2 separate regions of the Homo sapiens genome follow, and region 2 is linked to region 1. The links are chromatin loops, found by intact Hi-C in ENCODE. Cell type or tissue: HCT116. All regions are shown on one strand. Links, peaks and the distances in the headings refer to the core of each region. The heading gives the core; the rest is flanking DNA.

The links. Peaks named below come from ENCODE experiments on the same cell type or tissue, not always from the same donor. Only the 100,000 strongest peaks of a DNase experiment are listed, where the experiment ranks them.
Region 2: it touches region 1 in a loop (3-fold over the local background); 2 of 110 quality-filtered maps call a loop at or near these places.

The regions. Positions count from the first base shown.
Region 1 is chr9:107,867,790-107,884,127 of GRCh38, reverse strand. No RefSeq gene overlaps it. Among named protein-coding and RNA genes, the nearest start is that of KLF4, 390 kb to the right of the region's middle. RefSeq lists enhancers at 115-254, 9,089-9,188, 9,219-9,318, 10,857-11,740. In HCT116, for the core only: no CTCF peak of the experiment used is centred there; no DNase peak of the experiment used is centred there.
Region 2 is chr9:107,801,806-107,818,143 of GRCh38, reverse strand. LOC105376208 (a long non-coding RNA gene) reads right to left here. Exons shown (of 7, transcript XR_930229.2): 4 at 11,310-11,474; 5 at 10,013-10,536; 6 at 7,620-7,770; 7 at 5,997-6,397. It also overlaps the pseudogene RN7SL659P. Among named protein-coding and RNA genes, the nearest start is that of KLF4, 320 kb to the right of the region's middle. In HCT116, for the core only: no CTCF peak of the experiment used is centred there; a DNase peak (open chromatin) is centred at 7,991.

The sequences.
Region 1 (16,338 bases), core at 4,265-12,264:
GGCACACTAGAAATATTTGTTAAATGGTACTATATCAAGTAAGCCAAACAAATTCCCTGGTGCAGAGTTCACCTTCACTATGCCCTCCATAAAGTCATTAATTCTAAATCTCTGACTCTTCCAAGGAAAAGGACAACTGTCCTCAGAGCCACCGTGCTGTGTGTGAGTCAGAGGGGAAGGCAGAAGTGAAAGCAAGACAGAAAGCAAAGAGGTCATCCTTGCTGCACTGGGGCGGAACAACTGCAGAATAGGGACATGAATCCCCTCTTTCTACTGCAAGGGGAAACCCTGGCCTTGTTTCTCAGACCACCACAGCAGCCCAGAGCCCCCTGCACAAAGTGTGTCACATTCACCATCAGCCACTTAGCTGAGAAAACTGCTCTAAGTGCCCTAAGTGTAGCCAAGAGGCAATGGCAGGTTCCTAGGTGAGGAAGAGGACCAGTTGGCATCATTCTGTGTGAAGTCTGACCTTTCTAGATCTTGCTTTCATTCCCCTCGAGTACTCCCCTTGTGTTTGTTGTCTGTTCCTTAGGGAAAGTCCTTCCAGGTTGCTGTCTCTGCAACCTGATGGGAGCGTGCCTCACTCCCTTGCATCACCATTACATTGCTTTCCCCTCCCCAGCTTCTCATAAAGGCCACCTTTCCTTACATCAGTCATTATCAAACTTTAGTGTGTGAGGAGCACCTGGAGAGCCTATTAAATGCAGATTGCTGGGCCTCTCTATCCCTAGATTTCTGATTCAGCAGGTCTGGGGTGGAACCCAGGAATATGCTTCTCTAACGAGTTCCCAAGTGATGTTGATGCTGTTGGTCTGGGGAACAGACTTTGAGAACCAGGGCCCTGGAATCCTCTTCAGGAAAAATACCTCTCCTAGCTGCTGGGCCATTTCCTAAGCAGCAACCTTCCACCTGGCTGTTTCTGTAATCAACTGGGGAGCTTGAACACAACCCATACCCAGTCTACAAGCCATCAGCAGCCTTAGGGACTGCTCATACAATTCCAAAGTGCAGGCAAGGTAAAAAAGCACCGCTCTGCAGCCTGCCTTCCCAAACTTGATCTTCTTCGGCCCTTCTGCCAATCACAGCTGCCCCTCTAACCAGAAATGAGCAAGCCCACTTTCTCTTCCATGTGTTCTCACCTCATTGAAAAATCCGTTAGGATTACATTAATCTTCTTGGGGTAGGGGGTAAGGACTGGTAAGATTACAATTTGTGACACCATCAAACAATTTTCTTCAAATGCCCTTTCAACATTTTTTTTAAAGACACGTTCTCATTCTGTCACCCAAGGTGGAGTGCAGTGGCACAATCAGAGCTCATTGCAGCCTCAATCTCCCAAACAATCCTTCCACCTCAGCCTCCCAAGTAGATGGGACCACAGGTACACGCCACCACACCCAGCTAAGTTTTTTATTATTATTATTTTTAGTAGAATCGAGGTCTTGCAATGTTGCCTAGGCTGGTCTTGAACTCCTGAGCTCAAGCAACCCTCCTGCCTCGGTTTCCTAAACTGCTGGGATTACAGGTGTGACCCACCATACACCCAGCCAATGTTCAACTTTTTTTTAAGGGGGATGAAAAAAACAATTATTTTCTTTTAATACAAATTATATTCAATAAAAGAGTCTCCTGATAATTCACTCCCAAGACCAAAAGAGATTCTATGTTCATTTAAAAAAAGAAAAGAAAAGAAAAAAAAGAGGGGAGGACCAGGAAAGGTGGCCCTCACTTGTAGTCCCAGCACATTGCAAGGCCTCAGTGAGAGGACTGCTTGAGCCCAGAAGTTGGAGGCTGCAGTGAACTATGATTGTCCCACTGCTCTCTAGCCTGGGTGAGAAAGCAAGACCCAGTCTCTAAAAAAAGAAAGACATTTCCTATTTTTCTGTGGTTCTGAAACTACCTCCAGTTGTCTTTTGTGATTTTCTGAAGCAAAGTAACTTTTTGAGAGAATTACTAAAGGGCTTAAATTGAGATAATGAAATGAATCACTAAGATAAAGAACACTACATCAACAAACTCTTTGATTCCAGAGTCTCAGCTGACTGCTTTTGCCTGAGCATGTCAAAAAAATATATGCAGCTATGCAGCTGAAATAGGCAATTGCTAGCAGGGCCTTTTTTTTTTTTTTTTTAAACTTCCACTCAAAGACGTTTTGTCTTGGGTGAGAAAAGGACCAATTTACATTTTGCCAATTAAGTAAAGTGTTGCACCCAGATTTCTAAATAAATGACCTCCATATTTCCAATTCATGCCCAGGAAATTTGGCCCATGGATTGGTGCCCTGGGAGGTGGTCCAGCTGGCCTTCCCTTCAACCTTTGTTGGCTTCCAAGTCATTCACTCCATAACAAGCATTCACAGAGATGGATTCGATAACTGTCTGCTCACCAGAGGAGTGGAAGTTAAAAAAAAAAAAAAAAAAAGGCCCTGCCAGCAATTGCCTATTTCAGCTGCATAGCTGTATCTTTTTTTTTTTTTTTTTTGGGCAAAAGAAGCCATTTGTATATAATCATATTTACAGGAAGTTTAAGAACAGGAGACTTACTCTGCAGTGATTGAAGTCCAAACAGGGGTTATGGGGAGTGGAGTGTTGACTGGGAGGGGGCATAAGAGAGCCTTTGAGGGTATTGGGAGTGTTCGATACCTTGATCTGGTGGTAGGAATGTGAGTGTATTCATATGTGAAAATTCAAATTTAACTCAAAAAAGTAAAATAAAACAAAACCAGCGATTATTTTTAAAGCTACTCTAAACAGAATTTTTACAAGTCCATGTTCTAGAATGTTCACAGCACCTTTGTTCATAAGAGCTCCAAACCAGAAGCAACCAGCTGTCTATCAATTAAAGAACAAATAAATTGCAGTATATTCATACAATAGAATATTTTAACAGCAATAACGAATGAAATCATGATTAAATCAGGTTAAGATGACCTGATGGCCAGGTGCGGTGGCTCATGCCTATAATCCCAGCACTTTGGGAAGCTGAGGCAGGCAAGTCACCTGAGGTCAGGAGCTCAAGACCAGCCTGGCCATCACGGTGAAACCCCGTCTCTACTAAAAATAAAAAAAAAAAAAGAAAAAAAAAAAAATTTAGCCAGGCATAGTGGCTCATGCCCGTAAACTCAGCTACTCAGGAGACTGAGGCAGGAGGACTGCTTGAACCCAGGACAGACAGGCTGCAGTGAGCCAAGATCACGCCACTGCACTCCAGCCTGGGCAATAGAGTGAGACTCTATCTCAAAAAAACAAAACAAAACAAAACACACACCAAAAAACAAACAAAAAACAAGATGACGTGGTTATGAGACAGTGATCTCCTGCAAAGTAGGGCATGTGTCTTGGTCATCTCTGTTCTCAAGTTACACATGGGGCCTCAAACTAGGAAGGGGCCTAATAAATATATATCAGGTTTATGAATAAACTAAATTTTAAATAAACAGAAGGGATGGCCTATTTTTTTTCTCCCTAGAGAAATAGCAATTAGAGGTGAACCATCTAGTTCTGTAACATTTCAAGGGTAATTGCTTGTCATATCTGCAACAAATAGGAAAGATGAAAGTGAACAAGAGACAGAAGTGGGACTACTGGTGACAATTTTCTTCTCTTTTCAAAGGAATGCATTTCCCAAATTCTAAAAGACATACTGGTGACTCAGACATTGTCTATGTCCCATAATACTAAACTCTGAGATACAAAGTATTATTTTACTTTTCTTTGGCAAACTGTCCAGATATTTTCAAATATCCAGATGTTCTTCCTGAAATGACCCAAACAATGCTGTATCTTTGTCACACTGTATTAAGATATTTGGTATTATGGAGACAGAGCTTGGATTGAGTTGTAAATTCAGTAAAGATGGAGCCAAGAGCAGAAACTTTGATCTACTCACAGTACCCTAAACAATGCCTGAGAGATATGGCCCAGAGATGAATCCAGAAGATAGAGCTGAGATGTATGAAGTTATCAAAACCCAGCCATTCTGGAGTGCTCCCTGGTCAGCATGCTTCCACTGATCACCCAGTTATGTGGTGAAGGAGTCATCCTCCCTCATTATTCTAGCCCTTCTTGGACACGATGGATAACCAGCAACCTTTCCCAAAACATGCTAAGCATTTCACACCTCTAACCCTGAGCTTATGCTAACTCCATTGCTTAAAAGGCCTTTTCCCAATTCCTATCCAGCCTATTCTTTCTATCTCAATTCCCCAGATGCCCCTACCTAGAAGTGTTCTTTTTTTTTCCTCTTTCTCAATCTCCTCTCTCTGTCCAAATCCTTCCAAGAGTCAGCTCAAACGCCTGCTCCCTAACAAAAGTGATGTTGAGCTACCCAGATGCCAAGTTGTTCCAACAGTCTCTGCTTCTTATAGGGGTCACATGGCATTTTCTACAATTTAGCGTAACTTTTTATGTGTATCTTACTGCCTTCTACAAATAATAAGGGCTTTAAGGGCAGAATCTATATCTTACATATATTTGTGTTCTCAAAGAAAATCACAGTCAAATAAAATACTGGTTGATTGAATGTGATGATTCTTACTTATGACCTGTGGCCATAATCAGGAAGTCTTAAGTTTGAGGGAACAGTGGAACGAGTTCTGGATTAGGAGTCAGGCCAACCTGATTCCACACTGGATCTGCAACCTCCTAGCTCTTTGTCTTTAGACAAGTTCCCTCAACCCTCTGGGCCTCAGTTTCCCCATCTGTTAATTAAGAGTTGAACTAGAGTTAGTGTCCCCAGAACTGATGTAACAGAATAGAGAGGCTCAATTATGTCAACATTTTCCTTTTCTATTTGGGGCTAGAGATGAGTAATTACTTTGGGATATACCTTCTTTGTTCAGGGAAATGAACCTTCAGTATGCAAATTTCACAGAGATGGAAGTTACAACAAAATTTATTGTGCCTTTTTGACTTTGAACAAAGATGGCACTCCTTGAGAAACTTATTGCCAAAACAGATCCAGTCTTCTAGAAGGAGATGGATCAATTTGCATAAATAAGCCAGGGCCAAGATAGGCGTGGTGGCAGGCACCTGTAATCCCAGCTACTCAGGAGGCTGAAGCAGGAAAATTGCTTAAACCCAGGAGGTGGGGGCTGCACTGAGCCAAGATTGCACCACTGCACTCCAGCCTGGGTGACAGAGTGAGACTCTGTCTCAAAAAAAAAAAAAAAAAAAAAAAAAAAAAAGAATCCAAAAAAGAATCCAGGCTTCCCAAAATTTAAGGTAGGGAAGACCTGTTGGAGTGGGCAGGATGGCCTCAGCCATGACCTGATGGCAAGGTAGAACAACTTGATTCCTCAAATGAAATCATCTTTAGAGTAATAAGGTGTCCACGCCATGAGCAGAGAGGCTCAGCAGAAGAACCTAAGTGTCTATGGGAAGGGCTGGTCTTGTCCTGGTGTGCTCTCAGTGCAGGGAGCTCCCCTGGACCCAGAGCCCCAGACATAGCTGTTCTGCTTTGGGGAACAATGACTGAGCATGAAAGAATCAGAACAAAAAGACTAGTAAAAGCAGAAGTCACCTTGAAAGGGACTTAGGATGGGACTAACAATGGCATGCCAGAATGGGCAGGCCGGTATTCTCAAGAGCAACTTGGAGGCAGGGAAATACAGTGCAGCAATGGTCCTGGGTAGGCACAGTGCTCCTGGATAATTCCAGGGAATGGGACTCTCTGCTAACAGGGCATTTGGGGCTTAAGCAATCAGCTGAAGAACTAGGAAAGATCTGATTATAATCTACTGACTAGGCAACACATGGTAGTTCATGCCTGTAATCCCAGAACTTTGGGAGGCCGAGGCAGGTGGATCACCTGAGGTCAGGAGTTTGAAGCCAGCCTGGGCAACATGGCAGAACCCCCTCGCTACTAAAAATACAAAAATTACCTGGGCATGGTGGCAGGTGCCTGTAATCCCAGCTACCCAGGAGGCTGAAGCATGAGAATCACTTGAACCCAGGAGGCAAGGATTGCAGTGAGCCAAGATCGCCCCACTGCACTCCAGCCTGGGCAACAAAGCAAGGCTCCATCTCAAATAATAATAATGATAATAACAATAATCTATTGGCTAAATATTGGCTTAATATAAAACTCAGATCTGTGTGCTACTCTGTCTCACCTCAGAACAAAAATTCCATTGTCAAATAACTTTTATAATCATAGTTAACTACCTGCTCCTCTTAGAGATCTACCACAGATTTGAGGCATTTGAAAGTCTGAGAACTCTTACAGTAAAGACACCTGTTTAACTTTATTTGAAGTCAGCATTCCAGAAATTTATTTGAACTTAGAGGTCTCCATCATATCCCTGCCCCTTTTCTCATGTAATCCTCAGAATCCTGTAGAACTTGGTTCCCTGGAACACACTTCACAAAATATTAGACAGGGGGATGGCTAAAAGACTTTTTAATGTAACCTAATAAGGATTCTGGGTTCTAGTTTTAAAATTTTTTAAAGGAATGCTAATGCTACAGAAAACCCTTCCTTCTAGTCCCCATTGTGTATTTCTGGAGCAAACGGCAGTGTCAACAGCAGAGAGAATTGAGCTAGAGTCTGAAATGGCACCTGGGAAATGCTTTCAAGGCATGAGTTTGGAAGCCCAAAAGGAAACCTAAATGATGGCAAAGGCAGCACCTCCACCTGAAGCAGTGAGTGGTTGTTCTCAGAACCCATGAGAAGCAGGTCCCCAACAGCTCCCAACCCACACCTTCAGGAGTAGAGTGCTATTCCTACACAGCTCCTGGACCCTGGCCAACGGAAGACAAAGAATTACTTTCTAGATACAAAGATGATTTCCTCCGTAACATTTCTTGGGTGTTTTTGTTTTGAGAAGCAGAGTCTCATTCTGTCTCCCAGGCTGGAGTGCAGTGGTGCCATCTCAGCTCACTGCAACCTTCTCCTTCCAGGTTCAAGCGATTCTTGTGCCTCAGCCTCCCTAGTAGCTGGGATTACAGGCCTGAGCCACCACTGCCTGGCTAATTTTTGTAGTTTTACTAGAGACAGGGTTTCGTCATCTTGGCCAGGCTGGTCTCAAACTCCTGGCCTCCAGCGATCCACCCGTCTTGGTCTCCCAAAGTGCTCAGATTACAGGTGTGAGCCACCACTCCGGCCCTAAGTAAGATTTCTTCTATGTAATCAGTGTTTCTTGTCATGTTGTGGAGTACCTGCAAGTCCTTGAAGATTCCCATTGGAACACAAATTGTTCTTTATTTGCCAGACAAACAATTCACCAAGTATTGATCATTCTATTGCATATTCATGTTACCTCAAAAGGCTAATGAGCTTTTGAGATTTGGGCTTTTAATTTTAAGCCCTTAACTGGAGGTATTGATGAGCAACTATCAGAAATCTCTTGATTTGCATGTTCCCCCATTTCTTGCCCCCATTTCTCTACATTGCAGTCGCAGCATGACGCTTTCCTGAGAAATTGATTCTCTCCCACTCCAACTAGGGGATGTTGATGGGATGGTGGTTCCCAGTTTGCTTGTAACAACAGGGTCTGGTTAAAACAAGATTGGCGGCTTCCTAAAGAGTCTTGGCTCTTCCCTATCCTACAAGTGACTGCAGGGCTGACTTATTTCTACATCCCCAATATCCTTCCTGGCCTGATATGTAAAGGCCCTTGGTCAATGTTTAGTGAACAAAAAAGGGTTTTATCCAGCTGAGACATGAACTCAGGGAAAGGCAAGGACATTTTTTCTAGAACTGGGGACAGGAAAGCCTTTTAGAACTGAGCAGCCAATCAGAGAATACCTATCAGCCAGACTAAGAAGCTGAGTAACTGGAGAATTGAACTTGAGCTGCTTCAGCCATGCTCCGGCTCAGATAAGGGTTTCTTCCCAAGCCTGGGGTAAGGCTGAGACTCTCACTGGGAGTCAAGAGGCTCCAGCTGTCAGGAAAGGAAGGTTGTACTATCAGGAAGCCAGGCAGTGCCTGACATTGAAAGGGGTCCCTCTTAAGGGTGAGTCACCTACAGATTTTTCTATGGGCTCTTTGAGCTCTAAAGCTCAAAGTCCTCTGCCTGTCTGCTGAGAGGGGCTTCCTGACCTTTCTCCCTTCATCCATTCTCTCTCCCCTCTTTCTCTGTTACCTCCTTGACCATACAATGGCAGGTTACAAAAAAGCCGCAAATTCCAAGCTATATGTAGCATAGAGTGGCTGTTTGTCCCAAAATACCACGTCGCTGACTACAGCAAACACAAATTACAAGCTTTATCTAATCACCGTTATGTGACCAGTCATTTTTGGTTTCCAAAAATGACAGCGAGTGGCGTGCTTCTGCAGCTGGTGGTGGCACCCACTTGGGTTTCAGATCTCAAGTGCACACAGATGCGCATGGAGCCCAGCATTCCAAGTGACCAATTCAGAAAGGGAAATAGGAGAGGGAAGAGAGGAAGTACAACTCGCCAGATACACAGACACCACTGCTTTGGACCTCACAAATAAATTATTTAAAATCATCCAATTGCTTTGCCACTGTACCAAAGAGTATGAACACTCATCTGCCAGGCACGCAGTTGAGTAAGGGAGAGCTAATACCAAAGTGGTCATCCAAAGGCTGCGCAGAGACTGGAGAAAATAAAGCTTGTTTGGAAATCATTGATTTAATTTGGGGTTTGGAGTTGTTTGCTTCCTTTCCTTTTCTTTTTGCCAAGAATAGATGGCAGTGGTATCAAGGAAGTGGTGCTAGGCTTGGCTGGAGTCTGGAACCTGGGTTGTCTTAGGACCGTGATCCTAGCACATCAGCCCACTTCTCCGAGTGGCCTTGTGAACAGCGTAGGCTGATCATATCACCCTCCTCCCCGAGTTGATGGGATGGGAAGATGAGGGTGCATGTGAAAGTGGGAGCCATACATGTGGCCCAAAGTGGCCTGGATACGAGGAATTTAACCACGTGCTAGGAGCTAGTTCTCTTTCTACATCATTTCATCATAACCATTCTGACTGCTTCTTACATGTATGTGGGCTTTCAATCGCTAGGAAGAGGCAGAGAGGAGCCCGTGACGAACTTGGCCTGTGATTCAGATTGTCAAATACCACCAGTCAAAATAAACCGGTCTTCTGCCTAGATTCCAGGGCACATGTGCACATGCAGAAGGCATTCCTCTGTAAGTTTTAAATAGCCCAAAGATGTGCTCGAGTGGGACTCTCTGTCAAAATATAAAAGCATTTAGGAAAACAAGGTCCTTTAAATACCTACATTCCTTCATATCAGATAGAAATCGCATAAGACCTCTGTTTCCAGGGGATCTGACTTGCCAGGGCCAGCAGAGGAAAGAAGAAGGATGGACAACTGCACTGCGCTGAAAGTAATAACAATGAAACATGAACGGTCCGAACTCAAGCTGACTTTCACTTCCCTAAACTATAAATAAATCAGCATTTTTTTTTCTTTACTTCAAATCCACGTTTGTCACCTCCCATCCATGGGTACTTTAAGAGAAAGAACTGGAATTTCAGCATTTATCTGTGTAATGCTAGAAAACTCAACTCTCCCCCTCCCCCTGAAAAGAGAGGAGGTTGAGCTGTGGAGGCTTCCTTTAAGCTCTAGCATTTGCTTCTATTGAAGCCACTTCTTTGGCCAGTGGGTTGGAATACGTGGGACATCTATTCCATCTAATTGGTATTGTTCCTTTGTGTCCTATGACACAAAGTGACATCGCTGTCCTTACCTGTCATCATACCTCTTGGAAGCAAATTAATTTCTCACACCTCACATTTATATCAGTGGTATAGTTAACTTCACATCGTCATTTCTCAGACTGTGCCACGCTGAAAAGGGGACAGGACCTCTGGAGCTGAGTCAACCTATGCACCAGCTACAGTACTGATGTCTAACCCCAAAGCAGCTGCTAACAGAAATAACAGTAACAACAACAAACTAGCAATTGTGGGGTCCCTACTGTGTTACACATTTGTACCTAAGGGTTTTGCATCCCTTATTTCATGTCATCTTCAGAACAATCTTCTGATGGAGGTGTTTCTATTTCCATTTTGTCAACGATCAAACCGAGATTTAGAGATAAACTAATTTGCCCAAAACATTTCTGTTTCTTCGGACTGCTAGGAAACTCAAGGTCAAATGTGGTCAAATACAAGTGCACAGGGGTTCGTACTTGTGTTTCTGTCATTTCTGACTCCACTTTTTTTCTCCAGTCCCTAACTTTCCTATTTTATTCCTTCTCATTTTATGATTTCTACTTTTTCCTGTAGTTGTAAAGCAATTTCAAATACTTTTTGGAAAAGAGAGAGATGTAAATAAATGAATGAGATACAGCCATATTCATGTTACCTCAAAAGGCTAATGAGCTTTTGAGATTTGGGCTTTTAATTTTAAGCCCTTAACTGGGGGTATTGAGGAGCAACTATCAGAAATCTCTTGATTTGCATGTCCCCCATTTCTTGCCCCCATTTCTCTATATTGTAGTTGCAGCACCACGCTTTCCTGGGAAACTGATTCTCTCCCACTCCAACTAAGGAATGTTGATGGCATGGTGGTTCCCAGTTTGGTTGTAACAACGCGGTCTGGTTAGAACAAGATTGGCAGCTTTGTGAAGAGTCTTGGCTCTTCTCTAGCCTACAAGTGACTGCAGGGCTGACTTATTTCTACATCCCCAATATCCTTCCTGGTAGTGGCAGAACCAAGATGAGAACCCCATTCTCAGATGCCTGAGTCGGCTACATCACATGTTACCTTGCTCTGGAGTGGACTACTTGCTTGGTGGATGTGCATTTGCAATAGTGAAAAGTCCACAGGATGCCAAAAGGAGACTCCTAATCTGAAAATACCATAGGTCATGTGGGTTCTGGCTGAGGACAGGGTGGGAGTGAGGCACAGGTGGAAATCAGACATGAAATCCTCCTATGGAAGAACTTAGCTCTTTTGGTGAGAGGTTCAAAGATTGGATACCCAAGAGTACAGTCCTCGAGGGAGCGAACCAAGAATAGCTCCTAAATTTTGGTAGAGGCCACCCTTAACATGGCTCAAGGAACTGACAGTTTCTAGCCTCTGTTTAGGAACACAGCCATGACTTTCAGAAGGCTTCAGCCAAAAGGTAGCTCTGCACCTACCTAAAAAATCCATAAGAGCCTGAAAAGAACCATGGACCACCCACAGTGTTACAAGAGCTTCACAAAGGGGCAGAGAACAAAAGAAAAGGACAATAATCTACAACATCCTTGAGTGTCAGTCAGAAACAGCTATGCACATGTAAAGAGACAGAGGAATCCATTTCAAACACATCCACATTTGGAGGGAGCTTAAGAAGTTCAAATGAAGCTACAAATTGTGATTGGGAGAAAATAAAAAGGAAATGAAAATTAGCTGCTGATATTGTGGCAGACATTACGCTGAATGTTTCAGATGCCTTTTTCTCTCATTTAATTAGAATGACCCCCTTCTGAGAGAGATGTAAGGAAATGATTGAGCGACAGGCAGGCAGTGGCAGAGCCAAGATAACAACTCCACCTGAGGTGGGCTGTGCTACCCCTATGTGGTTAAGAAGGGAATTAGGCTCTGGGGGGTTACTCAGCCTGGACAAGCTAGCCGGTGGTAGGATGGGGCTCATCCCTAGACATATCCAATTGTAAAGCCCAGCTCTTTCCATCCAACCACACCACTTAGAACAAACTGCTCCAGGCCATTCTATCCTGACCCACCCAATAATGGAGGCAAGCTTATGTAGGCCCTAACCCAAATATCAAATGATCTCCTTTTAGAACTGCACAGATTAATCTAAAACTCTTAAGAAAAATAAATGCATGAGAACACACGCACAAAAATAATGCTAAAAAAAGCAATAATAGAAGCAGACCATATCACAAAGCAACAATAATAAAAATGTATAATACTTACAGAGTAAAGAACATAAATTTTTATAACGGAAAAAGTCCATGGCATAATTTAGCATGTGATTAAGTCAGCATCAAAACTAACTGGGATAATTAACACATATAAGTACTTATTTTATGTAACTGGATCACAATTTAGAGATAAATTAATTTAGATTACAGCTTATATAAAAAACTCCAAATGGGTTGAAAATGAACGATTATAATGAGCCACAGAAATAACAGAACTGAATATTTAATCATAATTTTAGACGAATATTTGGTAAATAGCAAATAAATAGTGTGTCAAAAGAACAAAAAATTCAACCCTCTAACAACTTCCTGTGAATAAAATGTAACTCTCTTTAATGAAAACAAGTGCCACTGAAGCAAAAAGAGAAACTGTTTTCAAAAACATGGCACAGATAGTTTGACTTAGTGTCTGTGATGTATAAACAGCCAGTATAATTAGGACCCAAGTTGGTAAATATCAATTAACACAAGGACAGTCCTGTAGAAGAAATATATACATTTTAATCCAGAAAATAAAAATGCAAAGTGTAAGGAAGCACTATTTGATACATACTTTCTGGTAGCCCTGTATTTTTTTAGTTTGTTAAACTATTTTCAAAAAATAGTTTAATAAAATATGGAGAACAAACAAGTCTAAAGAGCTAATGTACAACATGAGGACTATAGGCAATAAAATTGTACTTATGTGGAATCCATGCTAAGTGAGTAGATTTTAGCTGCACTTATCATAAAAACAAAACAAAAACAATAGGTAACTATGGGAGATAATGAGTATGTGAATTTGCTTCACTATAGTAACCTTTTTGCTATGTGTATTGCATAACATGTTGTATACCTTAAATAAACATAATATAATTTATTTTTAAAGGATAAAAATAAAAAGTACCAGTCTGGGCAACACGGTGAAATCTCATCTCTAGGAAAAATACAAAAATTAGTAGGGCGTGGTGGCACACTCTTGTAGATCCAGCTACTCAGGAGGCCATTTAATAAACTATTAAAATGAGTCAACTATTGAAATGGGAAGATCACTTGAGCCCAGGAGGTTGAAGCTGCAGTGAGCCATGATCGGGCCACTGTACCCCAGCCTGGGCAACAGAGCAAGACCTTGTCAAAAAAAAAAGAAAGAAAGAAAGAAAGGAAAAGAAAGGACAAGAAAGGAAAAGAAAGGAAAGAAAGGAAAAGAAAAGAAAGAAAAGAAAGAAAGAAAAAGAGAGAAACAAAAGAAAGAAAATAAAGAAAGAAAATTAAAGAAAAAAAAGCAGCTAGATTCTTAAAAAAAAAAAAGTGTAATTATATGTAACAAAATCCTTGACACTCTGTGTACTCTTTGAGCCAGTAAATGGATCCTAGAAATGCATCCAAAAGAAATAATCCAAAAGAATAACATGTTTATACACACAAAATGTTCTTTGTAACATTATCTAAATGAGTAAAAAAGAAAAAAAAAGTTCAAATTAATGACCGACAAGAGTGTAATGGTGAAATAATTGCGGTATAACGACCAGATGGAATATTAGGCAGACATTATAAGATGATGTAACAATATCATGCAGGGAAAAGAGGAGACTTCACAAAGATGAATGTGGACTAAGGTTGCAAGTACACATGTATGTGTGCAAATGGCAGAGAACTGGCAGAGGCCGCACAAAATGGAAAGTTTTACAAAGAAAGAATACGATGAATACTTCCCATATTCTGAATTCCCGTCATCATTGTTCTAATGAAGGTTTAGCCATGACTTAAAATCTGGTTAAACTAAAGCATTGTTGAGCACCAGTGGGATGTAGCAATGTGACTGCAGGTACTTCAGAATGCTCTTAAGAACTCACTGGACCTTGCTGCCCAGGAATACAGTCCACCTCGAATACAGGCAAGAGCACTGCTCCTGGGACAGGAAGATAAGACGGCTTTAAAGGCTCTCAGCCCCTTTTGGAATATGTGTGGGTATTCGTTTTTCAGGGCTGCTGTGACAGAGTTCCACGACTGGATGGCTTAAACCATGAACATGTATTCTCTGTCAATTCTGAAGGCTTGAACCCAGCCACTGATATTCTTTGCTGGAATTGCCTTGAAGAGGAGGTATGAGGATTGACTTAATAAATAATCTCAATGAGGACTTTTAAAGGAGCTCTCTGACTTGGGGGTTGAGAGCTATTGAGTTCTATGATGCTCTATTAAGCCCCTTGGTGCTCTGGCCTCAGCAACATTGAAATAAAATGATCATGGAATTCCCCAAGACTTATAGCTCCCATGACTGATTCTATCCCCCCTTAGCTTTTTGGACTTTGGAGGCTACAGTGTGGGGGAAAAGGTGGCAGAGAGGCATCAGTGTGGGCCAGCATCAGCAGAGGCAGAAACAAAAGTGGGGCATACCCACATTTGGAAAGCCTAGAGTGTTCAGCAGAAACACAGCATTGTTTAAGGGTGACAAAGAAATATTAAAGTCAACTCAAGAATGTTTTAGACAAACTTGAAAAGGCTTCCAGAAGGATATTCTTTTTTCTTTTTTGAGACAGAGTCTCACTCTGTTGCCCAGGCTGGAGTGCAGCGGTGCGATCTCGACTCACTGCAACCTCTGCCTCCCTGGTTCAAGCAATTCTCCTGCCTCAGCCTCCCGAGTAGCTGGGATTACAGGCCCACACCACCATGCCCAGCTAATTTTTTTTATATTTTTAGTAGAGACGGGGTTTCACTATATTGGCCAGGCTCATCTCAAACTCCTGACCTCAGGTGATCTGCCCGCCTCGGGCTCCCAGAGTGCTAGGATTACAGGTGGGAGCCACTGTACCTGGCCTAGAAGGAGATTCTTGAGCTCCAATGGAAATAAAGTTCTTACACTATCTATATAGTTTCTTTTTTCTTTTTTCTGATGAGATGAAATCTGAACTCTATTGCATGCTTTCATGACTTATCCTCAGCCAGTCCCTCTAGGCTCATATTTCCCTAAAACCTGGGCACTAGCTTGACATTCCCTAAATGGATCTCATGACTTAGCACGTCCACGGCTTTGTACATGCTCTCTTTCCTGCTGGGGTGCCTCTCTGACTTCCGTGCCTACAGAAGGGAGAGCTGCTGAGGCCCTGAGCATCTAAGGCCCCAGCTCACATGCCATCCCAAAGAGCCCTCTGTTACACTTCATTATGATCACTTTCTGTATTTTCTTCATTTGTTTATTAAAGTCATTTGATTATTTATTCAGCCATTAAATATTTATTGACTGCTGACTATGGGCCAGGGACTGTGTATAACATGCAATGGCTGGAGACAATGAGCGGATGGATTGTTCTGTGAATTCTCAGGTGGAAGAGTGTTTGAGCTTGTGCATAAAGGGCCAAAGGACCTAACTTGGGTTCCAGGGAAGTAAAACAAAGGACAGTTACAGATGCCATGCCCACATTCCATGGCAGGGAGACTTTGAGGGTCCTGTGTCATGATAGCATGATAGCCGCTGGTTCCCTGGTCAGTCTTCCCTTTCTGCACGGACCACTGCAGCCGAGATACACAGAGGCCCTCGTTGGGATGGGAGGCTCACATCCTCAGCACTGAGTCCAGGAACGGAACAGAAGGCATCTCTGGGCCCAGCCTGTCCCCATCTGCAATAGTGGCCACACCAGGTGGCCTAAACAGGAACACAAAACCTCTGGGAGCAACCTCCTTATCCTCCCATGGGAAGCCCCCCTATATATCCCTTACTAAGGGATTCCAGAGCACCCACTGCTCTGCCTTTTCACATCAGGCAAGTGTCACAATGTGGCTGTGGCAGGTTCCCTTTCCTGAACCCAGTTCCATGTTACAGACAGCTCAGGTCCAAAAGCACCAGGGAAAATTACTCATTCCTTAGCCTTGTCAGGCCCCTCTGTGTTTCTGTTAGATTAGAAGAACTTTTATTTCCTCCTTGCCCCTCTATTTTTGATAGCATATACTTCCTCTATTTGCTGCCCCAATAGTTCAAGCCACCTCCACCCCCACATATCACTTCCACAAGAGAAATAAGCAGAGGTAAATGCACCACTTCTTCCTCAGGTCCCCACAGGGCTCTGCCCTTCCTCCCACTATCACAAATCTCCAGCTCTTGGGATTGTCAGGGCCCCTTGGGACTGTGAGCTTCCCAGGACAAGGCCGCTGCCTGCTTTATTTCTGTCCTATAAGCAGAGCGCGGTGCATAGTAGATATGTGTTTATTAGATATCAATAGGATATAATGAAAGTTGGCTATGCCTTTGTGTTTTGATACTTACCTTGATTTCTTAAAGTGTCTCTGGGTGAATATGCATGGAAAAAGTATGTCCTACATATTCTGTTGCCGTTTTTCCTAAGCTGCAGAATTTCCTATCTCTAGACCTATGTTCGGATGAATGAACTGTTGCACAATAATGATGACAATAATAATAATTTTAAAAAGAATCACAGAAAGGCAAGCCTGGAACATCTCTTAGAAATCAGCTCAATAAAGCCCTATGACCAGATGGATCTTTACACC
Region 2 (16,338 bases), core at 4,385-12,384, 66 kb after region 1:
GAGCAGGGGGCGGCGCTCGTCGGGGAGGCTCAGGCTGTGCAGGAACCAACGGCGCGAGGTGGGGTGGGGGGAGACTCAGGCATGGCGGGCTGCAGGTCGCAAGCCCTGCCCCGCGGGGAGGCAGCTAAGGCCCGGCGAGAAATCGAGCGCAGTGCCGGTGGGCCAGCACTGCTGGTGGACCCGGCGCACCCTCCGCAGCTGCTGGCCTGGGTGCTAAGCCCCTCACTTCCCGGGGCTGGCAGGGCCGGCCGGCCGCTCCCAGTGTGGGGCCCGCTGAGCCCACGCCCACCCGGAACTCGCGCTGGCCTGCAAGCACCGCGCGCAGCCCCGGTTCCCGCCGGCGCCTCTCCCTCCACACCTCCGGGCAAGCTGACGGAGCCGGCTCCGGCCTTGGCCAGCCCAGAAAGGGGCTCCCACAGTGCAGCGGCGGGCTGAAGGGCTCCTCAAGTGCCGCCAAAGTGGGAGCCCAGGTAGAGGAGGTGCCGAGAGCGAGCGAGGGCTACGAGGACTGCCAGCATGCTGTCACCTCTCACCAGGTTCAAGAGATTCTCGTACCTCAGCCTCCTGAGTAGCTGAGACTGCAGGCGTGAGCCACCATGCCTGGCTAATTTTTGTATTTTTAGTAGAGACGGGGTTTCACCATGTTGGCCAGGCTGGTCTCCAACTCCTGACCTCAAATGATCCACCCACCTTGGCCTCCCAAAGTGCTGGGATTATAGGTGTGAGCCACTGTGCCTGGCCGAGAATTTTAATTCTTAACCAGCATCTTGGAGCAGAGATTCTCAGTCCACATTTGAGCAATGCTGCCATGCCCTTTGGGTGCTAAATGGGGCCTGATAACTATCACATTAACATTGCTTTATAAGGAGCATACATTCTGGAAACTGGGGGTCCTTTAGTCTTCTAACCATTACGATGCCTTTTGCATATATAAGAATGGAGGTAGAAGCTCAGGTATAGATTAATTGATCTACTTCATAAAAAAGAGTGCCAAATGTGTGGGAATGGGGGAGGGAAGTGGATACTGTAATGGAAGAAACTGAGGCCAGCAAAGCTGAGGAAAAGGGAAAGCAGGAAACTCATGACTCTAGCACATGGCCATGTCCTAGAACCAACCTTGAATGATGAAAATGTTGCAGGGGAATGTTGTAAATTGTTTGCTAAGGTGTGCAAAGTAATCTTCCTCCATCTCCCTTTAGAACTCTTGAGTAAAGAGAGGTGCTGGAAGCCTTCTCTACATTGGCAGGGGTGGGAAAAGGGAGGAGGGCCTGAAGAAGTAGAGCAAGGCAATGAAGGACAGCTCACATCTGGCTCACATGTGTGGGCTTCGTCTTCTAACACAGCCTGTTACACAAAACAGGTGTTCAACAAGTATTTGTGAAACAAATAAAATAACTACTAGGAAAAAAGCTCACAAGGAAGACTGTGGTTCTTACCACTGCAAAAGACTGACAGGGATCGAAACAGAAATATCCTTATCAGTTTGCAAATGCAAATCCTGACCTTCTCAACCTCAAGCTAGCACAATGTGCAAATGTTTGCCAAGAAAGAGCTGGCAAGTTTATAGCTTACAGAGTCAAAGAACTATCCGTGTGACATAAGGTAGGCTTTGGGTGTTTGGCTGTTACTGCTTTGGAAAAGTTGGGTGGTGGGGGGAATAAAGGGGGCCTTCAGAATACTGGCAGAACAGTTCCCATGTGCCCTTCGATACTGATGTGCACAGCAGTGGTCTTAAAGCAACTGAAGCAGGAGACATCCATGTGACACCCAGCTGGCTGAGTGAAATTTTGCCCTGAGTTCCATGTGTTTTAAGCCAAAGTCACAGACTTTGCCTGGGGGTCCTACTTACAATTCAGATTCACACAGCTCAACAGCAACTCTTCTGCAAATTATTTTACTTTGATGGAAGCTATATGTATTTCTAAGCCAACAGAATTCTCTTTAATGACTTTAGAAACAAATTTACTTGGACTAGGACTGACTCATAGGGAGACCTAGGGAAGAGTCAGGAGCAAATACCTCTTTCTCTAAGGCTCTTGAGGTAGATATTGCTTTGTTTTCTTCAGCCTAGCATCCTTAACGCCATTGAAGAACGGCTCGTCTCCAGTCTGTGTCATCCCAGCCATCTACCAACATCCCCTTCCTCATCACAGAGTTGGTCATGTGACTCCAGATTAGCCAATCTCGGTGCTCTATGCCTCTAGCAACAGTGATTGGTCCAGGTGTAAGTTGTGTAATCTAAGCAAGGCCAATCAAAATCTTCCCTGGATTGATAATAAATGGGCATTGGGAATTAATAAGCTGGAAAACATGTGAATCTGGAGCTGTGGGTGGCCACAGCCTGTCTACAGGATACAGCCAATACCCACAGGGACTCTGAACTAAGGGGTGAAGAGAAGCTGGGTCCTGATATCACTGTTGGAATCCCTGAATCCAGCTGCACCTAAAGTTGGTCTTGCTGAGTAAATAAAATTTTATTTATTAGTTTATGTTTAGGTTAGTTTTAAGTTGAGTTTTGTTACTTAAGAGTGAAAATGTTGTAATGAATATAATGTGTTTATATTTCAGTAAACTTCATGTAGCAAAACGGGATAATAACTGCAATTATTTATTGAATGCCCATTTGGAGTTAAGGCCTGTACTAAGACATTGACAGCATCTCTCATGTGAACATTCCACGGAACAAATGAAGTCACCTGAGACTCAGAGAGGTTGCTTGACTTTGACAAAAATCACTGAGCTAATCAAAGGAGGAGTGGGGATCCTAATCTAAATTTCAATTTACGTTGACTGCACTCTCTGCTTCCAAAGGAAGAGTGTATAGGGAGCAACACCTCTTTTGTGTTAATTAGCAAGATGTCAACACTTCCCTCCAAAGCTCAGGGCCACAGAATGACTTTTGTCCTACACAAGGCTCCGAGCTTCCAACCGGGCTCCTGAGGGTGGCAGAACCCAGCTCAAAACTCTGGCAGCAACAAAGCCTCCCTAGTGGTTGTTTGGGCTGCCTGTGCCACATGCCAGGGAATCAGTGGAGACATGCTCTGCAACTGACACTCATGGGCCTGAAAGCTGGAGGAAACACAAACACTAAGGCAGTGCATTTCATCCAGGACCTGCCACCTTCTTGGTCCATGGTGAGCTCTTTCAAGCTGAAGTGGGGGAGTCAAGGAGCAGGATGGCTGTGATATATCAGTAACAGGAGTGGAACATATCCAAGACTGTCTCTGCACCCATTCTTGACTAACTTTGCTCATCCTCCTACACCTTCTCCTGCAGTTCCCTTGGAAGTAGCAGGGGAATAACATCCTACATTCCCAAACCCCATTAATGAAAGTGTCCTTTATTTGAATGTAAATTCCCATTCTAATTGTAAAAAAATGCATGATTTCTCTTATTAAAATCCCCATGCCAAGTTTTGAAAAATGCATGGATGTAGCCCTGCACTGCCATTGATTGTCTATGTGACATGGGCAAGTCACATGGTCTCTCTGAGCCTCAGTTACCTCTTCTGAAAATGGAAATCATGCTGCCTACCTGAAGATATCTTAAGAATGAAACAAGGTGATGTGCCATTGCTCCTTCTGCTGCGTGGCATGCAGCAGATGCTCCCTCATTGTAAATAATGGCAAGGTTTCCTGCGTGTTCATGGGAACACAGTTAATGCATGCCAGGCCCTGTCTCCTCTGCTGAATCTTGAATTGCTGCCTATTAAATAGCCAGCTTCTTCCAAATGAGGCCGGAAGTAATTCATAGCTTTTCCCATTTTCCATATTTAATGACTCTGGAATCCCCACAAGTGGTCCTGGCCTGGTTAGATGAGGCAGAGCTACCCCAGGGTCACATAATCACTGTGATGCTAAGGTTAACTATGGGTTAATCGTGGTGCTATCATGATACAACAAGAAATATATTGGATACCATGTAGAGAAGTCTCAGGGCTCAGGCACTGCCTCTCTGCCTCCAGCTGAATCCCCAGAACCACAAGTAGGGTGTAGCTGATAAGGAGATTAGGGACCCTAAACACTTTCTAAGATCGAAGCCTTCTTTGCTTCACTTTCCATTCTGTTAAGGTCTAGAGGTGTATACCACATATGCACGGCTAGGAAGGAGTGGTCACCCAGGCTCTAGACCAAGCTTTTCCAACTTGGGGCCCATGGGCCGCATGCAGCCCAAGATGGCTTTGAATGCAGCCCAACACAAATTCATAAACTTTCCTAAAATACTATGAGATTTTTTTTGCAAAATTTTTTTTTTAGCCCATCAGCTATCATTACTGTTAGTGTGTTTTATGTGAGGCCCAAGACAATTTTTCTTCTTCCAATGTGGCCCAGAGAAGCCAAAAGATTGGACATCCCTGGTCTAGATGATCACAGGTGCACTGAAGTGAAGAAAAAAAAATTGTGTTCTAGAGGTGCCCCATTGTTCCTTGTGTGGATTAATGTAATATTGTAAAATATATATTTAATCTTCCATCCTGTTACTGGCATACAACTCCTAAAATCCTTGGAATCTGCACAGCGATGTTTTTGTATGCTAATGAGTTGACTGATGGCTTGTAGGCCCTAGGTAACTTCAGAATGAGGGCTAGTCACCAAGACATGATTAGAGGGTTAGGACTTTCAGCCCCACCCACAACCTCTGGGGCGAGGAGAAGGGCCGAAGGTCAAGTTGATCACCAATGGCCAATGGTTTAATCAATCAATCATGCCTACATAATAAAGCCTCCATAAAAATCTGAAAGGGCGGAGTTCAGAGAGCTTCTGGATAGCTGAACGCATGGAGGTTCCTGGAGGGTGGTACACTCAGAGAGGGCATGGAAGCTCCGTGCCCTTTCCCCCATGCCTTGACCTATGCATCTCTTCATCCGTATCCTTTGTAATACCCATTATAACTGATATGGTTGGGCTGTGTCCCCACCCAAATCTCAATTTGTAATAATCGCCACGTTTCATGGGAGGGACCTGGTAGGAGGTAATTGAATCATGGGGGCTGGTTTTTCCCATTCTGTTCTCATGATAATGAATAAGTCTCATGAGAGCTGATGGTTTTATAAAGGGCAGTTCCCCTGCACATGCTGTCTCTCTTGCCTGCCACCATGCAAGACATGTCTTGCTTCCCCTTCACTTTCTGCCATGATTGTGACACCTCCCCAGCCATGTGGAACTGAACCATGAGTCCATTAAACCTCTTTCCTTTATAGATTACCAAGTCTCAGGTATGTCTTTATTAGCAGCATGAAAACGAACTAATACAATAATAAACCAGTAAATGTTAAGTGTTTCCTTGAGTTCTGTAAGCTCTGCTCCAGTAAATTAATCACACACAAAAAGGGGTTCAGGGGATCCCTGACTTATAGACGGTCAGTCAGAAGCACAAATAAAACAACCTGGGGCTTTTGACTGGTATCATAAGTTAGGGGCAGTCACGTGGGACTGAGCCCTCAACCTGTGGCATCTGACGCTACCTCCAGGTAGGTAACATCAGAATTGAATTGGATTGGAGGGTACCCAGCTGGTGTCTGCTACAGAACTGACTGCTTGTTGGTGAGGAGAAATCCCCACAGAGTTGGTCACAGGAGTCTTCAGTGGTGATTATTGTTGAGTGAGAGAATTGAAAAAACACTTTGACTTTTTCAGTTTTTTTCTACTCACAATAAGGAAGGTAGCAGTACTGGGAGTCCTCCCAATAAGTATTTCACCAAGATAGAAAAGCATCAAGGAGGCCAGGTGTGGTGGTTCACACCTGTAATCCCAGCACTTTGGGAGGCCGAGGCAGGTGAATCACCTGAGGTCGGGAGTTCAAGACCAGCCTGGCCAACATGGTGAAACCCCATCTCTACTAAAAATACAAAAATTAGCTGGGCATGGTGGCACGTGCCTGTAATCCCAGCTACTTGGGAGGCTGAGACAGGAGAATCATTTGAACCGGGAGGCGGAGGTTGCAGTGAGCCAAGATCATGCCATTGCACTCTAGCCTTGGTGACAGAGTGAGACTCCATCTCAAAAAAAAAAAAAAAAAAAGAAAAGCATCAAGGATAGCAATTTTCAATCTTTCATATATGCTGTGAATCACCCAGGGATCTTGTTAAAATGCAGATTCTCTGGTTCAGTTGGTCCGAGGTTAGGCCTGAGAATCAGCATTTCTAATAAGCTCTCAGTGATGCTGATGCTTCTGGCTTAGGAATTATGTTTTGAGTAGCAGGATTTGAGGACATAGGAAGTACACAGTAGCTGAGCACAATGGCATGTACCTGTAGTCCCAGCTGCTGGAAAAGCTGTGGTGGAAGGATCACTTGAGCCCAGGAGTTCTGGGCTGTAGTGTGCTGTGCCCATGAAGTGCCCACACTAAGTTCAGCATCAATACAGTGACTTCCTGGGAGTGGGGCATCACAGGTTGCCTAAGGAGGGGCAAATGGGCCCAGATCAGAAATGAATCAGGTCAAAACTCCCATGCTGATCAGTAGCGGCATCACACCTGTAAATAACCACTGCCCTCCAGCGTAGGCAACATAATGGCATAGCCCTGTCTCTAAAATGAATAATAATAATAGTAATAATAAAAGGAAGGTCACAGTAAATGCTTGCTAAGGAATTAGCAATAGATAAATTGCTCAATGAACATACAAATGAATAAAATAGGGAGAAGGCACCCAGCTGGTGTCTGCTACTGCTGTAGCAAGATGAAAATGCTATTATCCGAGGCTAGACTGAGGTTAGAGACTATGCTTCCAGCCTCCTATATTTGACATTTATTCCTCCAACTGTTCTTTTTGATTTTGTTATCTCTCTCTCATCAGTGTCAGGGCAATGAGAAGATCAAAGTCACTATATCCGGTGTACCTCCTGAGCTTCAATGTCCATATCTGTAAAATGGGAATAATACTGTCTATCTTGCAGTTGTTGCAAAACTAAATGGCTCGTAAGAGGAATTTAAGAAATGGTTGCTACTGGATATTTTCAAATTAATTAACTTGAAGAGACAACAGATGCCTCTCCTCCACGTAGAAGGAACAGAGAAAAAAAACTGTTACTTATATCTATGTGCTAGCACTGTGCTAAGTGCCTGAATAAATTGTTGAATAAATTGTTTTATAAATTGTTTTGCTTGTAAAGCCTTTTGAAGTCCATAGTGTTATGTCAGTTTCACAGTTGGGGAAACTGAGCCTTAGTAAGAATAAGAGACTTTTTCATCTGAGGTCACAAGGCTGAGTAAGTGGCGGGGACCAGTTGTGTCTGATTCCAAAACCACACTCTTTCCCCACATCCTGCCTCTCCTCCATGCCCTAGTAGTGGGCAGCCTGCCCCTTTGAACACAGTCGTCCACAGTCAAAGGCTCTGGGTATTAGCTGTTAAGGCTCCAGTTCCGACCCACGTCCAGGGCTCATTCCTTGGCTGTGAAGCAGACAGCCTGTTTACATGACACAGGTCTGGGATGGCAAAGTCCTCAGTGCCTGTTTGTCTGTTTTTGCCTTCTCCCCTACTCAGACCTTTGGTGAGTCAGTTATGGTCAAATTCAGGGACAGTTTGTGCCGCGCTCACTCCAATTTATGGGGAAGGTGTCTTAAGCCCTGAAGTTCAGTGGGTGAAAGTGTCAAAGTAGACAGACAGATGACCTCTCACCTCCTTGCAGAAGGGAGGTGTTTGTTGAGCAAAGCATTCAAGAGCATCTTCTTCCCAAACAGGCCTGAATCACCAGCCCCATTTTCCAACCACAGATGTTTTCTCACTCATAGCCAGGTTCCAAGTGGGACAGGATCTGCTGGATTGAGCTCTAGAAGAGACAGAGAGGAAAGAAATGTGAATCTGACATGTTGTTTTCACCACTATAAACCCAGCTCCTTGGCCCATATCCCAGTCCTGCCTCAGAATTCCCCCTCCTACGGTAGAGACAGCTAACTGCTTCCCTTCCATAGTGTAGAACTGTCACTGGGAAGTAGCTGCCATGTCGGTGATTACATTTCCCAGCACCTCTTGCTTCTCGTGAGTGGTCATGTGACCACTTTACACCAATGAGCATAAGCGATGTGTCTCACTCCTGGTCCAAGGCATTCCTTCTCCAACCTGTCTTTTCACATCTTAGGTGAGAAAGAAGCCACAGGAAGAAGGAGGCAGGGTTTCTGACTCACCGTGTGAAAGGTTTCCTGGCAACCAGGAACATCCATATCAACAGCTTGGTGAGTGAAAAATAGTGTTTTATTACTTTAAGGTCACTGCAACTTTTGGACTTGTTCATTAGAGCAGCTACCATTGCTCTCATTAGTATACCCAGGATAGAGATAGGAGCATCGACGCTGACTGGACTCTCGGCACTGGGTGCAGTGCACTGTGCTCAGAACTTCATCACCATCATCTCATGGAACCTTCATGTAATTTTGGCGGTAATCACCCTCCCCATTGTAAACTACAGAAACCTTCGCTCCAGAATGTTAAATTATTTGTTCCAGATCACATGGTTAGGAAGTGGCAGACATAAGATTCAAACAAATTTCTGTCTGACAACAGTTGCAGGAAGTTCTCCCTTTTACACTCTGGTCTGAGTGACAGAGTGAGACCCTGCCTCCAAAAAAAATGAAGGAAGGAAGGAAGGAAGGAAAGAGAGAGAGAAAGGAAGAGAGAAAGAGAGGAAGAGAGAAAGAAAGAAAAGAAAAGGAAGGAAGGAAGGCAGAAATGAAGGAAGGAAGGAAGAAAAAGAGAAAGAGAAAGAAAGGAAGGAAGGAAGAAGGAAAGAAAGGAAAGAAAGAAAGAAAGAAAGAAAGAAAGAAAGAAAGAAAGAAAGAAAGAAAGGAAAAGAAAAGAAAAGAAAGAGAGAGAAAGAAAGACTGCCTAAACCCTCTCACCCAGGTGTGGTACAGACCCCAAAGAAATAGCAGCAGGTTTGGTTGAAGCACCTTTAGAGTAATCAATGTCTTTTTAAAGTGTGTCTTAAACTTGCTGTTGGCAAGTCATAGTGAAATAGAGTTCCAATAAATTTCCCAACTGGGGTGACTCAAAACTATTGAAATTAAATTTGCAAAGATGGTCACATTGCAAGATGTGAATTATGCTGTACTTAGATCCAGCTCACCGAGTACAACTTTAGAGGGCACCTATGACACTGGAGACAACCTTGTACTCAAGTGGAAACATAGTGAGCTTGGAGCAAGAAGCCAGGGCTCTGAGACCTAACACCATGGCTTACTGACTTTGTTACATGTAACTAAGACACACTGGTTACATGTCAAGACACAACATCTCAGAGATGCAGCACCCCGGTTTCTGAACAGGGGTTGGAGTGGAATGGGGAGGTGCTTCTCTATCTTTCTCCCAATGTTGTCAGATTTCCTTGTCTTTTTCATCTTTATGCTCAGACCTCAGCCTCTTTTTTTTTTTTTAATTTTACTTTAAGTTCTGGGATACACGTGCTAAACGTGCAGGTTTGTTACCTCGGTATTCATGTGCCATGGTGGTTTGCTGCACCTATCAACCCGTCATCTAGGTTTTAAGCTCTACTTGCATTAGGTATTTGTCCTGATGTTCTCCCTCCCCTTTCCCCCAACTCCCCGACAGGCCCCAGTATGTGATGTTCCCCTCCCTGTGTCCATGTGTTCTCATTGTTCAGCTCCCATTTATGAGTGAGAACATGTGGTGTTTGGTTTCCTGTTCCTGTGTTAGTTTGCTGGACCTCAGTCTCTTATACCTGAACTATTGCAACAGACCCTGGGAGTAGGGACAGTGTGGTACCAGAGCCACACACCCCTCCTCATTATATCCAGTGAGATCACACTCCTATTGAAACCCAAGAGTTCCCTTCTATCCTCAGGATAAATCCAAGCTCCTCAAATTGCCATTCAAAGTATTCTATGATACAACCTTGACCTTCATTTCTGTTGGATATACCATGACTCCAATTCTTCACCCTATACTGGATCCCATTGGCAAGTCCCACATTTCCCGGGTACCTTCCTGCCATTTCCTGACTTTAACTCCTCCAATGTGCTCTTATCCTAATTGTTATAAATTCAAACTCTACTCACCTTTCAAGGCTGATGTTGGTACAGCCACTTCTAGAAAGCCTGATGTTCACAACTACGATTTCCATTTCTCTCTTAAGAGCTCAGGCGGCAGGTTTTATTGGACTCTGATCCCTTTGAAACTTGTTGTTCATTATTTGATCCCATTTCTTATCTCCTCTCCCAGCTCCTTAGGAAAAAATGACTCCACCTCCTTCATCTTTTAAATTTTCCAGTACCTATAATGATTCTTGGTGCAAAGTCAGCCTTTGGTAAGTTTACTAAGTTAACTCAAAATCATGAGTCAAGGAAAGACTCAGAAAAGGCAGTTGATAAGAGGAGGTGTTAGAGGAAGCCATGCTGTAGTAACAAGTAAACCCTGACATTAATGACTTAACACAATAAAAGGTTACCTCTTACTCTCCTCACAGTCTTTCATGAGCTCGCAGCTTTGCTTAGCAGAGCTCTTCCAGTCAGTGTCAGAGGGATCCAGTCTCCTTCCATCCATTGAGGGAAGCACTCTACCATTCCAAGTGCTTTACTTGTAGCTGTACAGATAAAGCAGAGAAATCTTGGAAGACTGCACATGATATTTTATGGCCAAGTTGGAATTGGTGTACGTTCTTACTACTTGAAGTGTTGTCCATAAAACCAGCAGCACTGGTATTAACTAAGAGCTTATTGAAGTGCAGAATCATGGGCCTCACCCAAAACCTACTGAATCAGAATCTGCATTTCAACAAGATCCCTGAGTGATGGGATGACTCATTATACACACTGTAGCGTGAGAACCACTAGTGGACATCATTTCTGTGCACATTCCATTGGCAAGAACTCCAGCGCAAGCCCCAACCTAACTGCAAAGAAGGCTGGAGAATTTATCCCGTCCTAATACCTAGAAAGAGGACAAAATTTTGCCTGCCATAGACTGCCACAAGCAGCATTTAAAATGGAACAAATCCAGTTCCTCTTCCAAGTCAAGAAAGTCATACAACTCTAAACCTCATCTCCCTGCTATGCAATATCAGGGAGGTTGGAGTGTCTGTGCTGGCTGAATAAGGGACAGGCTGTTTCAAGATGGTGGACTGCAGCAGAAGGCAGGGACTTTAAATATGTATGTAAAGAGATGGAAGCCAGGTGAAAAGGCATATTAAACAACCTGTTAGCCAACAAAGTTGAAAGAACATTTAAACCATGTACTCTGAAGAAAAGAGCTCCCCTCTGCTCCCACCAATAAGTCATCCAACCAAGACATAGGCCTTAAGGAGACACAGAAGCAAAGCCAGACCAATGCACTGCTAATTTTCTGTGAAGTTTTTACCTGTTTGATCCAACTGTTTTCATTATTTCCAGTGGTCATTGTTCCTGGTTCTCATTAGTTGAAATTTTTTTTCATTATTCTGTGAGTATGTTTTTTTTCCAGAACACAAGGATTTGAGGTTCACATACTTTCATCTTTTCTTTATGATTGGTTAATTAACCAGCACTGAGTGGGGAGTAAGGAATAGAGGAAACTTTTAAAAATCCCTTTTCATGTAAATGTATAGGGCACTTAACAAGGAACTTGGAGGTCCTTGGTAATATTTGTACTTGATGGTGTTTTACTTGGAAAATATTGTTAACCCAGCTCTGATCTTAAGTTTTAAAGCATTTCAATAAAATAAAAAGAGAACACATTATATTTCATAATACAAATTAGCTTCATCTTGCATGTGCCAGGCATGGAAAAGAACAACCCTGAAGCGATCAAAATTTCCCCATTAGTACTGACCATCTAACTTTTATAGCAGACCATCACTTCTCCAAACAATGTTGTATGTTTGTTTTTAAACCACCGGGAAATAAATGATTTATAAACTCAATAAGAGAAGAAAACGAATGTATAAAAAATACATATCCCGGAAAGAATTTCTAGTGCCGAGTGTAAATTGGCACTTCATGTCTATTCATAAGATTTAAAATTAGGTGTCAATGTGGTGTTATATAATTCACTTGTGAGCTGCATGGGTGAATGGGTAATGTACATGTGTATGCCATCAGTCATGGGATAATTTCTGTGTTGTTAGAGGATCATATATCTTTTCTCTTTCTATTGCTGTCATTTGTGGCTAATGACACAACTGTCTTAGCCACAGTTAGAACTGTCTTAAAGAACTGTCTCTTTCCTCCATTGGCTTCAACAACTGGGGTGATGACTTCTAAACTTTCTCTCCAGAATCTACCTCACTCCTGAGCTCCTTACTTACATAACCAATTCAGTAGTGGACAGCTCTGTTTCCAGAGGACCTCAAATGTGCATGTGTTAAAAGTAACTGTCCATCTTCTCCCAAAACCTTTCATTCCTTCTTGTAGTATTCCTAAGAATGTAGGAATTCAAGTATTTGCTGAGGGAGATGAGGCATCATTCTTTCTTTTCCTCATTTTCATTTCCACAGAATTAATAGAACCCTTTATATACATTTATGTTTACCACATCCCACTCCCCCAAAAATCTTGAAGTAGCTATTTAAAAAATCTACAATACAATACAATGAAAACAGTCTTTAAAAGTAATGGGAATGGCAAAATTAAGTTAGAATAGTTGCATGAAGCCAGAGGAAGACTGATTCTCCCCAGGTAGAGTAGGAAGTTGGGACACAAATTAACTTGAGTTTTCCACAGGCTAAGTTGGAAACACTTATCAGGGATGTGTGATTCATAATGTCTGTCAGATTAAAAGAAATTCCAGCTGCTCAAGAGGAGCATGATTTTATTACATAACAAAAGCAGTGCCAGCAGAAGTGCGAGGTATGGACTTTCATACAAGATGACCTGGGTCAAATGAACCTCCTCGGCTGCATGCCTTGTCTATTTAACAATAAGATAGTTGACAATGGACTTAGGTAAACACCTTAATAATTTTTTTTTTTTTTTTGAGACAAGATCTCACTCTGTCATCCAGGCTGAAGTGCAGTGACATGATCTCGGCTCACTGCAACCTCTGCCTCCCAGGCTCGAGCAGTCCTCCCACCTCAGCCTCCAGAGTAGCTGAGCTGGGACTACAAGAATGTGCCACGATGCCCAGCTAATTTTTGTATTTTTTAGTAGATATGGGGTCTCACTACGTTGCCCAGGCTGATCGTGAACTCCTAAGCTCAAGTGATCCTCCCACCTTGGCCTCCCAAAGTCCAAGTATTACAGGCGTAAGCCACCATGCCAGCCCTTAGTGAATACCTTAGTTAACTTTCTCTTGAGGACTACCTGGAAAAGACAGTGGAGGTGGGCAAAGAACTACCTTACTTCCACTGTCTCTCCTACTTCTCTGAGTATGCAATTCTAGTGAGCATCCTAAAGTGAAATGTCAATCAAATATAAATCACGTTTACTGAATAAGGGTCCTCTGTGGTCTGCCTTCTGTCTCGTCTCCTGCCCCGTAACCACCACACCATCCACACTTGCTGTTCCTTTCACTGCTTATGTCTTGGCTGTTCCCCCTACAAAGCATACTCTTATACTGTTTCTCTGCCTCATATTCTTAGTCATCTTATGTAACCCAATACTCATTTCTTCTGTGAATCTTTCTCTGACTCCAGTATTGGAAGCTCTCTCCTTCAGGTTCCTACCCTCCATGTACATTTTTTTTGCCATAGCATTTGTTTATAGGGTATTAAGATTTCTTGTTTAGTGGCTGTTACCACATATAACAAGTAAATGTTTCTGTGGGTTGAGAAACTGTGAGTGTTGGTTACCTAGGTGCCACTGGCTCACGGTCTCTCATGAGGTTGCAGTCAAGGTGTGGGTTGGGGCAGTGGTGTCATCTGAAGACTCAGCTGGATGAGGATCTGCATTTGAGCTCACCACATATGGTTATTGGCAGGTCTTAGAAAACTCATTCCCCAGCTCACTCACATAAGCCTCTCCAGAGGGCTCCCTCAGGACTGGGGAGTGAACAATCCAAGCAACAGAAAGAACACTCTACGAAGAAGCCACAATTTTTATAACCTAGTCTTGAAAATGACATCCCATCACTTCTGCTGTATCCTATTCATTAGAAGCAACTCTCTAAATTGAGCCCACACTTAAGAGGAAGAGATCACACAAGAGTGAGAGTAACAGGAGGTGGGGAATCATTGGGGGTCATCTCAGAGGCTGCCTACCATGATCTCCTAAGCAATCCTGCAAATTCAGTCTCATAACTTGCATTTGCAGATAGAACACTGAGGCTTAGTGAACCAAAGCAACTTAGCAGGTGATTAGGTCTGTAGGACTCTCCAGTTTACCTTTCACTGGTCCATGATATATCTTTGTCTCAATGCCTAGCATGGTGCAAATCATGTAACAGGCATTCTAAAAATCAGAGATCATGGATAGCCCACAGATCTTTGAGAGTGGACCTTCAGAGAGTGTTAAAATTTATTTAAGTTCAAGTCCCTTTAGAAGCCATATATCCTCTCCACAGTCTCCTTCACTCCTTATTGTCTTACCCGGGCATAATTCACCCAATTACACTGACTGTCTGGCCCCTGAAGTCATTTGAGTTTGGGTTCCTGCTATAAGTAATTGGTGACAGAAGTGAGGTTTGTCATTCTTCATCCCCTATCCATTCATTCAACCAGCAAATATTTCTTGAATGCTTACTATCAGCTAGGCAGTATGTTAGCCAACTGTGGGGAGAGACTAAACTATTCAATGCAAACAGGTCCATAATTCAGGAAACTTGGTGTGTATGGATCAGCATATGGATGCTTTTTACTTTCTTGTATGTTCAAAAATTTCTATAATATAAAGGTAAAATCAAAAGTGATCCATAAAATTTCTAAGCCATGTTGTGAAAGGAAGGGGTAAATACTGGGAAAATACCTTGTTGAATCCCACAATACTTCTTGAAGGAAGTTTTAATATTTCAGTTTACAGATGAAGAAACAAGTTGATTGAGGCTAGAAGGTTCTGGAGCTGAGATTCATAGCCACATCTGTTTGGATCAAAGCCAAGCATTTTCCCCCACTGAACCACACTGCTAAACACATACAAATGTTATCTCCGCATCTCAAATCTTAAGGCTGCACTGGATTCTGGAAACCAACGAGGTTGCTTTCATGACCACCTAACAAGTGACTCTCAGTCTTCACTGTCCCTTGCTTAACATTTCGCCCAGTTACCTGTGGTGTCTCCCCTATGTTAAGCACATAATGTATGCCAGGCACTGGGCCTTGATATCAATTCACCTTCACAAGCCTCCTCATTGGTATTTTTACCTCCCTTGTCCAGAGAGGAAAAGAGGCTCAGAGAGATGAAGTCATACATCAAGTCATATAGCTAGACAGGGTGGAATTCAGATTTGAATCAAGGGCAGCTGGATCACAAAATGATTGTTCTTTCTGTTAACAGGACTGTCATTTTAGAACCTATGAATAGGGAAAAAACAGAAAATACAAAACTCTAGGCTAGCCATGTGGTAGCTGATTCCTGCTGATTACCAATTAGACCCTCCCCAGATTGTTTGCCCTCTCCAGTCACAGACTTCACATCTACAAAAGAGAGACCTGGTTTCAATATCCCTTAAGGTGGGATTTTCAAACCATAAGTCAGACCCATCAAAAAGTAATCAGATCAATGGAGTCACCACAAACATTTTTTTATGAAACAAAAGGAACAAGGCTGGGCGTGGTGGCTGACACCTGTAATCCCAGAACTTTGGGAAGCCAAGGCGGGCGGATCATCTGAGGTCAAGAGATCGAGACCATCTTGGCCAACATGGTGAAACCCTGTCTTTACTAAAAATACAAAAAATAGCTGGGTGTGGTGGCATGTGCCTGTAGTCCCAACTACTCGGTAGGCTGAGGCAGGAGAATCGCTTGAACCCAGGAGGCAGAGGTTGCAGTGAGCCGAGATCGTACCATTGCACTCCAGTCTGGTGACAGAGTGAGACTCTGTCTCAGAAAAAAAAAAAAAAAAAAAAAGGAAGAAAAGAAAAACCATCATAGTAAAAATGAGTATTGAGTTTTTTTTATGACAAGTATACATACACACACGTGTGTACCTTTGTGTATGTGTGTATGTGCATTGGGTCATGCTGTAAGATCAAGTTCTCACTGTGGATTACTGTCAAGATTTTGAAAGTTACTGCATTAAGGAGGATTCTTTCAGCCTAGGGATTTACGTCTCACAATTGCAAATGCAAACCTAACAGTTTCCTGGAAACTCTATAGACCAACAGAAAGAGGAGGAAGATAGAATCAGACAGATAGATTTTAAGGGTTTTTTTGGTCTTTTGTTTAATGTTGCCCAGGCTAGTCTCAAACTTCTGACCTCAAGCAATCCTCCTGCTTCACCTCCCAAAGTGCTGCAACTACAGGTGTGAACCACCACAC